2 separate regions of the Mus musculus genome follow, and region 1 is linked to region 2. The links are chromatin loops, found by intact Hi-C in ENCODE. Cell type or tissue: left cerebral cortex. All regions are shown on one strand. Each heading gives the region's core, and the rest is flanking DNA. Links, peaks and the distances in the headings are about the cores only.

Region 1 (5,381 bases), core at 212-5,211, 47 kb before region 2:
CTGTGACATCACTGCTGGGGCATCTTTTTGGGCACAACCCTAGTTTTTAAAAAAAATTTTATTTCTTTTTTTGTGAGTAAACTGTTACTGTTTTCATATACACCAGGAGAGGGCATCAGATCCCATTACAGATGGTTGTGAGCCACCATGTGGTTGCTGGTGATTGAACTCTGGACTTCTTAAAGAGCAGTCAGTGCCATCTCTCCAGCCCACACAACCCACGTTTTGATGCTCTCGAAGAATTTTTTGAAAATTTGATGATAATAAAACCATGCTTTCCATAAAGTAACTTTACACATTTTATAACAGTGAACAAGATGTTTGCTTCTGATGAGATTTTCCCTTGTATCAGCTTGCTCTCACTGTGGACTGCAACCCCTCCCTATCTTCTCAGGTCTTATTTTTAGCATCCTTTCAATGTCTGGTTCTATTTCCTTAAGGCCAGGCCAAGTTGCTTATCACCCACACAATTACATTTTCATAACTGGGGACACAATGGTGAAATCAAATCTCTTGTGTGAACACATGCTCATTAGTCCCTGTAGAATCCTGAAAGAGAGCTGCACCTAGTTATTACATTGGTGTTTCCTGATCTCCACAGAGGAAAGTCTGTATACATGGAGTGTAAGATCTCCAGAGAGAAGGCTTCTCCCAGAGCATACAATGTTATAAAATCAGTGCACCCATTCACCAAGTTGTTTGGATGGGAATGCATTTAAAATACAAGGTCACATATCTGATCCATTAGGGTAAGCATCAGCTCATTGATTTTTGAGCTAAAGATTGTGCTTGAGAGATTTTATCATTGGCTTCCACCTTACTGATCCTGTCAGGGGGGTCCTATTTCAATTCTACTGGCATTTGGGGGTACTTGGCAAGTGATCTCTCTGCTCTGGTAAGAAAACCAGTTGCTCCAGTTGTTCCCCCTTTCTTCTTCACACAAGGGTGTAGATAACAGCTGCAGCTCTAAGGGAGTAAGCTGGCATAAGTCATCAGTTCACAGTGATCAGATCAGAGTGAGGTGGTCAAGAACAATTCTGTAGGAGAGGAAACTCTGAGGAGAGAGCTACTTGTTCGACATGATAAGGAAGGTTAATGCAAAAGCCAGTGAAACATGCTGGTGAGTTATCCAAGTTAGCACCAGGCACTCCATAATGCAGGAAGAGAAGGGCTAGTCAGGTCCAGTTATTTATTTATTTATTTGGTTCTTTTTGAGACAGGGTTTCTTTGTCTAGTCTTGGCTGTCCTGGAACTCACTCTGTAGACCAGGATGGCCTCAAACTTAGAAATTTACCTGCCTCTGCCTCCCAAGTTCCCAAGGATTAAAGGCGTGTGCCACCACTGCCTGGCTCTAGTTCTTATAAAGCATTCACAAATGTATGACTTAGATTTATTTAATAAATTTTATCAGCCTACTTGTTTGTTTAGTTAAATAAGATCCTCTCTGTATTATCTTATACTATAATTTGTTTTCTACAATAGAAATTTTGTTTTTGAGTTAAAGTTTTTATTTTTCCTTCAGAGATTATTTTACTTATTTCATGAAACTTTTGACATCAATAACATTATTGTAGTTAGCTTAGACATTTGGTATTGGTATGTGTGTGTGCATGTGTGCATGTGTGTGTGTGTATGTTTGTTGGCCTCTACATGTAAAGTTCAGAGGCCGACACTGAGTGGCTTCTTTTATAGTTCTCTGCCTTTTTCTTTTTGTTCTTTGAGACAGGATATCATTGTGTAGCCCTGATTGACCTAGAACTTGCCTGTCTCTGCTTCCTGAGTGCTGGAACTAAAGGCATGCAGCATCATGTCAAGATATCTACCTGATTTTCTATGACAGAGTCTCATGGAACTTGAGCTTGTCATTTCAGCTCTGCCGACTGAGCATTGAGTCCTAGAATCTGCCTGTCTCCACTCTGCCCCCGTGCTGGGATAGCAGATGCATATCACTATGTAGACCCAGCTATTTCAAGTGGTTTCTGGGGCTCCAAACTCAGGTCCTCAAACTTGAACCAGAACACCAAGCAAGTTACCCACTGAGCCATCTCCCTAGTCCTAGGTTTTTGCTTTTAGGATATCTCCAGAGTCATAGTTAGTAAATCAACTTAAAACAAAACAAAACAAAACAAAACAAAACAAAACAAAACAAAACAAAACAAAACAAAACTCTGTCATGTCCTAATAACATGAACCCAAGGTATCATGTGTCTTCAGTTTGTTATACAATTCTGTCCTCTGGCTTTCCCGTGTCATGTTCCTTACTAAGATTCTGTTGTTTCTCTCTAAAGCTTTATGTAATGGCTGGCATCCTCTGTTCTGACACTCAGGTGTCACTAGAGTGCATTCTCTTCACTTATGCTTCTACAACTGTCTCTCCCACTCTTGTTTCCTTACATGCCTGGCAGAGAAATGAGCATTTTATTCTGTGAGTCAGGGGAGGGCTGGATGTTTTGGGAGGAAGCATGGGATTGTTTTGATGGAGTCGTAGGAGACACAGATGGGAAGAGAAGGTGTGAAACGTGGGAAGTCATCAGGGTTCCATATACTGATAAGAATGAACTTGAGTGGTGGCCAGGATTTGGCAATGTTTATGGGTTTCAGACTCTAAGGATGTACGAGTACTGACAGTGGGGAGAAATCTGGAAACAAGGGGCGTTAGAGTGGAGAGAGAATTAGGTAGAGGGGAGACAAGTGGAGGGAGAGTGAGGAGCTTTGTACAGAAGGGGGCTCTGAAGGGGATTTGGACAAGAAAGAAAACAGCTAGTTGTATGTAAGATTGGAAGATGGTAGAGAATCAGGAATTCCATGCTTGTTTACTGCCTGACTCTTGTTAGACCTCCCTCAGCTTAGTCCTCTTTTTACTGCATGAATAAGATGCCCAGCTCAGAGCCAGAAGGGCTGTCTGGGGTAATTCCTGACCATACAGGTAGGGGGTCCACATACAGGGAGGGGCACAGGCTCAAGCTGGGCTGTTGTGGCTAGGTCCAGACCAATTCTTAAACCAGTGCTGCTCATGCCCCATAGCAGCCTCAAGCTTCTAGAAAAGTCAGGCAGTGAATGTGGATTTTCTTAGTTCTGTTGTTGATTATTTCCCTTTAGACACAGTAGTCAACTGAGGGTAGAGTTCAGGCTTTCTTAATTTAAATAATTATTCCTCTATGGATTTATTAAGTTCCAGTTTATCACTTTTATCTATTACATACATGGCTACCTGTTTTCAATTCTGGGAACAACACAAAGTCTAGAACAAAGTCTAGAACTGTCAACTTGCAGTTTATATTCTAGTTTATATTATTTTAGGCATACATCATATAAAGATTGGATTATTTTTATTTGTAGTGAGTGCTCTGGCAAATGGCAATCAGGTGATAGGAGTTAGAGCTTTGGGTAGCAAAGATGCACAGAGTGGCTCGGGTGTCTTCTGTGGAGTGTATAGCTCAGGTTTATCTGAACGAGTGTAGACATTCCTTGGTGATGGGTGCTCAACCAGTGAGTGTGTGACACAAACTCCAAGTATAGGTGTATTTTCTTTTAAAGAGAGCAAGTGAATCGTAGATTCAGAATGGTCCTACGTGGTATTTTCTAACGTCATTTTCTGATCTCAAGAATCAATGATAGAAAATTGGTTTCTAAAATTTCTCCCTAAGACCAACATAGGGCTCTGCTATTGTGATGAGGAGGCAAAATCACAGCTCTACAGTTGAATTCATCCTCTTGGGATTTTCTAACTATCCTGAACTTCAAGGTCAGATGTTTGGGGCTTTCCTAGTTATTTATCTGGTGACTGTGTTGGGAAATGCCATCATTATCACCATCATCTTCCTGGACCAGAGTTTGCACATCCCCATGTATTTGTTTCTGCAGAATTTATCTTTAGTGGACTTCTGTTTCAGCACAGTCATCACACCTGAAATACTGGTGATCCTGACTAGTGAGAAAGCGACCATTTCCTTTGGTGGCTGTTTTGTGCAGATGTACTTCATTCTTCTCTTTGGTGCGACTGAGTGTTTTCTCCTGGGGGCAATGGCTTATGATCGATTTGCTGCAATCTGCCACCCTCTGACCTACCCAGTGATTATGAGCAAAAGGACCTTTGTGAAATTGGTGATGTGTCCATGGGTCTTGAGTATCATGACAGCTGTTTTGTCAGTCACATGGGTGGCTAGCTTTCCCTACTGTGACCACAAGGAGATTAACCATCTCTTCTGTGAGATTCCTCCTGTGCTGGAGCTTGCCTGTGCAGACACCTTCCTGTTTGAAGTCTATGCCTTCACAAGCACCATTTTGATCGTCATGGTCCCCTTCTTGTTGATACTTTTGTCTTATACTCGAATTCTCTTCTCCATCCTGAAGATGCCATCCACTACAGGGAGGCAGAAGGCCTTTTCTACGTGTGCCTCTCATCTCACCTCTGTCATCCTCTTCTATGGCACAGCCAGTATAACTTATCTACAGCCCAAATCCGGGTACTCACCAGACACCAAGAAACTGATGTCACTGGCATACACACTTCTCACCCCTCTGCTGAATCCACTTATCTACAGCCTGAGAAACAAGGAGATGAAAAGGGCTGTGGTAAAATTATGGCAAAGAAAAGTGACTTTACACACAGGTTGATTTGTTGAAGGACTTGGTGTTTTTCTTCTTTCTTTCTTCCTTTCTTTCTTTCTTTCTTTCTTTCTTTCTTTCTTTCTTTCTTTCTTTCTTTCTTTCTTTCTTTCTTTCTTTCTCTCTCTCTCTCTCGTTCTCTCTCTCTCCCTTCCTTCCTCTCTCCCTTCCTCTCTCCCTTCCTCCCTCCCTCCCTCCCTCCCTCCCTCCCTCCCTCCCTCCCTCCCTCCCTCCCTCCCTCCCTCCCTCTCTTTCTTTCTTTCTTTCTTTCTTTCTTTCTTTCTTTCTTTCTTTCTTTCTTTCTTTCTTTCTTTCAGATATTTTTGTTATATACATTTCAGATGCTATTCCGAAAGTTCCCTATACCCTTCCTCTGCCCTACTCCCCTACCCACCCACTCCCATTTCTTGGCCCTGGCATTCCCCTGTATTGGGGCATATAAAATTTGTAATACCAAGGGGCCTCTCTTCCCAGTGATGGCGGACTAGGCCATCTTCTGCTACATATGCAGCTAGAGATAACGAGTTCATATTGTTGTTCCACCTATAGGGTTGCAGACCCCTTCAGCTCCTTGGGTGCTTTCTCTAGCTTCTCCATTGGGGACCCTGTGTTGGTGTTTTTCTATCATGCTTTTGAACTTTATGAATTTTGGAGACTGTGAAAACAGAGTACATTTCTTGGTAAGAGTATGTTTTCTATCTTGATATCTCCATGTTTGAAAACATATCACATACTTTTAAAAATACTTTAGACAATTGTTTTTAAGAGGTATA
Region 2 (5,381 bases), core at 132-5,131:
CAGTATGAACTAATCAGTACCCCCAGAGCTCATGTCTCTAGCTGCATATGTAGCAGAAGATGGCCTACTTGGCAATCACTGGAAAGAGAGGTCCCTTGGTATTGCAAACTTTATATGCCCCAGTATTGGGGAATGTCAGGACTAAGAAGTAGGAATGGGTGGGTAGGGGAGCAGGGTGGGGGGAGGGTATAGGGAATTTTCAGGATAGCATTTGAAATGTAAATAAAGAAAATATTAAAAAAACAAAACAAAACAAAACACCCAAAAAATCCAAAAAAACCCAACATACAAGCAAAAACCAAACTGGGGGGTGGGGGGAACTTGATGATAATAAAACCAGACTTTCCATAAGGTAACTTTACACATTTTATTACAGTGAACAAGATGTTTGCTTGTGATGAGATTTCCCCTTGTATCAGCTTGCTCTCACTGTGGACTGCAACCTCTCTCTATCTTCTAGGTCTTATTTTTAGCATCTGCGAAATGTCTGCTTCTATTTCCTTAAGGTCGGGCCAAGTCAGCTCATCATCCACACAACTACATTTTCATAACTGGGGACACAATGGTGAAATCAAATCTCCTGTGTGAACACATGCTCATTAGTCCCTGTAGAAGCCTGAAAGAGAGCTGCATCTAGTTATTACATTGGTGTTTCCTGATCTCCACAGAGGAAAGTCTGTATACATGGAGTGTAAGGTCTCCAGAGAGAAGGCTTCTCCCAGAGCATACAATGTTATAAAATCAGTGCACCCATTCACCAAGTTGTATGGATGGGAATGCTTTTAAATATGAGGTCACATATCTGATCCATTAGGGTAAGCATCAGCTCATAGGTTTTGAGCTAAAGATTGTGCTTGAGAGAGTCTATCATTGGCTTCCACCTTATCAATCATGTCAGGGGGATCCTATTTCAATTCTACTGGCATTTGGGGGTACTTGGCAAGTGATCGCTCTGCTTTGGTAAGAAAACCAGTTGCTCCAGTTGTTTCCCCTTTCTTCTTCACACAAGGGTGTAGATAACAGCTGTAGCTCTAAGGGAGTAAGCTGGCATAAGTCATCAGTTCACAGTGATCAGATCAGAGTGAGGTGGTCAAGAACAATTCTGTAGGAGAGGAAACTCTGAGGAGAGAGCTACTTGTTCTACATGATAAGGAAGGTTAATGCAAAAGCCAGTGAAACATGCTGGTGAGTTATCCAAGTTAGCACCAGGCACTCCATAATAAAGGAAGAGAAGGGCTAGTCAGGTCCAGTTATTTATTCAATTATTATTTGTTATTTTTGTTTGTTTTTTTTGAGACAGAGTTTCTCTGTCTAGTCTTGGGTGTCCTGGAACTCAGTCTGTAGACCAGGATGGCCTTGAACTTAGAAATCCACCTGCCTTTGCCTCCCCAGTGCTAGGATTAAAGGTGCGCACCACCACTGCCTGGCTCTAGTTCTTATAAAACATTCACAAAAGTATGACTTAGATTTATTTAATAAATTTTATCAGCCTACTTGTTTGTTTAGTTAAATAAGATCCTCTCTGTATTACCTTATAACTTGTTTTGTACATTAGAAAAAATTTTTTGAGTTAAAGTTTTTATTTTCCTTCAGAGATAATTTTACTTATTTTATGAAACTTTTGACATCAATAACATATTATTGTAGTTAGCTTAGGCACATTGGTATGTTTGTGTTCATGTGTGTGTGTGTGTGTGTGTGTGTGTGTGTGTGTGTGTGTGTGTATGTGTTGGCCTGTACATGTAGAGTTCAGAGGCTGACATTGGGTGGCTTCTTTTATAGTTCTCTGCCTTTTTCTTTTTGTTCTTTGAGACAGGATCTCACTGTATAGCCCTGATTGACCTAGAACTCTCCTGTCTCTGCTTCCTGAGTGCTGGGACTAAAGGCATGCAGCATCATGTTAAGATATCTACCTTATTTTCTATGACAGAGTCTCATGGAACTTGAGCTTGCCATTTCAGCTCTGCCGACTGAGCAGTGAGTCCTGGAATCTGCCTGTCTCCACTCTGCCCTGGAGCTGGTATAACACATGCATATCACTGTGTGAACCCAGCTATTTCAAGTGGTTTCTGGGGCTCCAAACTCAGGTCCTCAAACATGAACATGAACACGAAGCAAGTTACCCACTGAGCCATCTCCCTAGTCCTAGGAATTTGCTTTTAGGAGATCACCAGAGTCATACTCAGAAATCAACTTTAAAAAAAACACCTCTCTGTTTTGTCCTAATAATCTGAACCCAAGGTATCATGTGTCAGTTTGTTATACAATTCTGTCTTCTGGCTTTCCTGTGTCATGTTCCATACTATAAATATGCTGTTTCTCTCTAAAGCTTTATGTAATGGCTGGCATCCTCTGTTCTAGTACTCAGGTGTCACTAGAGCAAATCCGCTCACTTATGCTTCTACAACTGTCTCTCCCACTCTTGTTTCCTTACATGCCTGGCAGAGGAATGAACATTTCATTCTGTGAGTCAAGAGAGGCCTGAGTGTTTTGGGAGGAAGCATGGGATTGTTTTGATGGAGTCATAGGAGACAGATGGGAGGAGAAGGTGTGAGATGTGGGACGTCATCAGGGTTCCATATACTGATGAGAAGGAACTTGAATGGTGGCCAGGATCTGGCAATGTTTATGGGATTCTGGCTCTAAGGATGTACGAGTACTGACAGTGGGGAGAAATCTGGAAACAAGGGGAGTTAGAGTGGAGGGAGAATTAGGTAGAGGGGAGTCAAGTGGAGGGAGAGTGGGGAGCTTTGTACAGAAGGGGGCTCTGAAGGGGAGTTGGACAAGGAGGAAAACAGTTAGCTGTATGTAAGATTGGAAGATGGTAGAGAATCAGGAATTCCATGCTCGTTTACTGCCTGACTCTTGTAGACCTCCCTCAGCTTAGCCCTCTTTTTATTTAATTAGGAATTTTCCTTGTTTACATTTTCAATGCTATCCCAAAGGTCCCCCATACCCACCCCCCCCAATCCCCTACCCACCCACTCCCCCTTTTTGGCCCTGGTGTGCCCCTGTACTGGGGCATATAAAGTTTGCAAGTACAATGGGCCTCTCTTTGCAGTGATGGCCGACTAGACCATCTTTTGATACATATGCAGCTAAAGACAAAAGCTCCCGGGTACTGGTTAGTTCATATTGTTGTTCCACCTATAGGGTTGCAGATCCCTTTAGCTCCTTGGGTAATTTCTCTAGCTCCTCCATTGGGGGCCGTGTGACCCATCCAATAGCTGACTGTGATCATCCACTTCTGTGTTTGCTAGGCCCCGGCATAGTCTCACAAGAGAGAGCTATATCTGGGTCCTTTCAGCAAAATCTTGCTAGTGTATGCAATGGTGTCAGCATTTGGAAGCTGATTATGGGATGGATCCCTGCATATGGCTAGCCCTCTTTTTACTGCAGTTTTCTACTGATGAATAAGATGCCCAGCTCAGAGCCAGAAGGGCTGTTTGGGGGTAATTCCTGACCATATAGGTAGGGTGTCCACGTACAGGGAGGGGCATAGGCTCAAGCTGGACTGTTGTGGCTAGGTCCAGACCAATTCTTAAACCAGTGCTGCTCATGCCCCATAGCCAGCCTCAAACTTCTAGAAAAGTCAGACAGTGAATGTGGATCTTCTTATTCTCCTGTTGTTGATTATTTCCCTTTAGACACAGTAGTCAACTGAGGGTAGAGTCCAGGCTTTCTTAACTTAAATAATTATTCCTCTATGGATTTATTAAGTTTCAATTTATCACTTTTATCTATTACATACATGGCTACCTGTTTTCAATTCTGGGAACAACACAAAGTCTAGAACAAAATTATTGTCATCCTGCAGTTTATATTCTAGTTTATATTATTTTAGGCATAAAGCACATAAAGATTGGATTATTTTTATTTGTAGTGAGTGCTCTAGCAAATGGCAATCAGGTGATAGGAGTTAGAGCTCTGGGTAGCAAAGATGCACAGAGTGGCTTGGGTGTCTTCTGTGGAGTGTATAGCTCAGGTTTATCTGAAAAGGTGTCGACATTCCTTGGTGATGGGTGTTAAACCAGGGAGTGTGTGACACAAACTCCAAGTATAGGTGTATTTTCTTTTAAAGGGAGCAAATGAGTCATAGATTCAGAATGGTACTACATGATGTTTTCTAAAGTCATTTTCTGCACTCAAGAATCAATGATAGAAAATTGGTTTCTAACATTTCTCATTGGGGCAAATTTTAGTAAATTTGGTACACCTGGACCAGAAACCAAAAAAATATTCTGGAAGCCATTTGATTTATGTTCCTTTGTGGTCACTTTGTCTACAAATCAAATTTTTAGGGATATGGTATATTTATTCAGGTATATATGGTTTAGTTTTCATTCTTAACAAAGTAAAAGAACTGTGCTTTGTACTTTGGTATTTATAAAAATCATTTATCAATATAGTTCATGTAATTTATCATAGTTTTAATTTGTTTACATTTTTTACTATTTGCCTAACTTGAAAGTCTTTCTTTAAAATTCATATACAAGTATACAATTAAAAGTAACACAGAGGTGCATGCATAAGAGTTATGGAAGGTGGATTCTCAATAACACAATGCTTGTATCCGTCCTCAGAATGGGTTTGGTTGATTTTTTGGTCCATAGGAAATGTTTCCAAAGACTATTACTCTACTAGTCAACGTTCTAGCTTTAAAATTATTATTATTATTATTATTATTATTATTATTATTACATAGTGTGTATGTGTGTGTGAGTGTGAGTATGATTGTGTGTGTGAGAGTGTATACATTTGCCATGGAGATCTTGTGGGGTTCAGGTGACTTTTAGGAACGCTTTCCTCCGTCCACTGTATTAAGGATGATCTACTTTGATTCTGTTGCACCATACTCTGCAGACTAACCTTAATCTTATGGGTATTTCCCTTGGCTTTGCCTCTTACTCTCATCTTGGCATAGGAGCACTGGGATGACAGATGTACTATATCATTTATATCAAACTCTTTTTTAAATTGTCTGTTCAAGGAATGGAACTGAATTTAGGCTGTGAGGCAAGTGCTTTTACTAGCTGAATCATTTTACCAGCCATATTTCATATTAGTTAAAGGATTTCTGAGTCAACCTTTTAACTTGTCCATTTGTGTTTTAAAGATTCATTGTTACAATTTATTGACCATTCTTCAAAACTGCTAGTTTGAACCTCTGTCAAAATGAGCATACCTGTACAATTTCTGCCAAGAACTCTGAATTTGAACTCAGCTCCTGCTCTGTGACTTCATCTCATCTGTACTGTGTCCCTAAGACCAACAAAGGGCTCTGCTATTGTGATGAGGAGGCAAAATCACAACTCTACAGTTGAATTCATCCTCTTGGGATTTTCTAACTATCCTGAACTTCAAGGTCAGATGTTTGGGGC

Evidence for each region. A loop is a pair of places that touch in the nucleus more often than their neighbours do. Peaks named below come from ENCODE experiments on the same cell type or tissue, not always from the same donor. Only the 100,000 strongest peaks of a DNase experiment are listed, where the experiment ranks them.
Region 1: it touches region 2 in a loop (2.2-fold over the local background); 6 of 42 quality-filtered maps call a loop at or near these places.

The regions. Positions count from the first base shown.
Region 1 is chr7:108,892,697-108,898,077 of GRCm38, reverse strand. It overlaps Olfr519 (olfactory receptor 519), which reads left to right and starts at 3,673. Exons shown (of 1, transcript NM_207160.1): 1 at 3,673-4,617. The coding sequence starts at 3,673. The coding sequence ends at 4,617. In left cerebral cortex, for the core only: no CTCF peak of the experiment used is centred there; no DNase peak of the experiment used is centred there.
Region 2 is chr7:108,845,920-108,851,300 of GRCm38, reverse strand. It overlaps Olfr516 (olfactory receptor 516), which reads left to right and starts at 5,293. Exons shown (of 1, transcript NM_146725.1): 1 at 5,293-5,381. The coding sequence starts at 5,293. In left cerebral cortex, for the core only: no CTCF peak of the experiment used is centred there; a DNase peak (open chromatin) is centred at 2,532.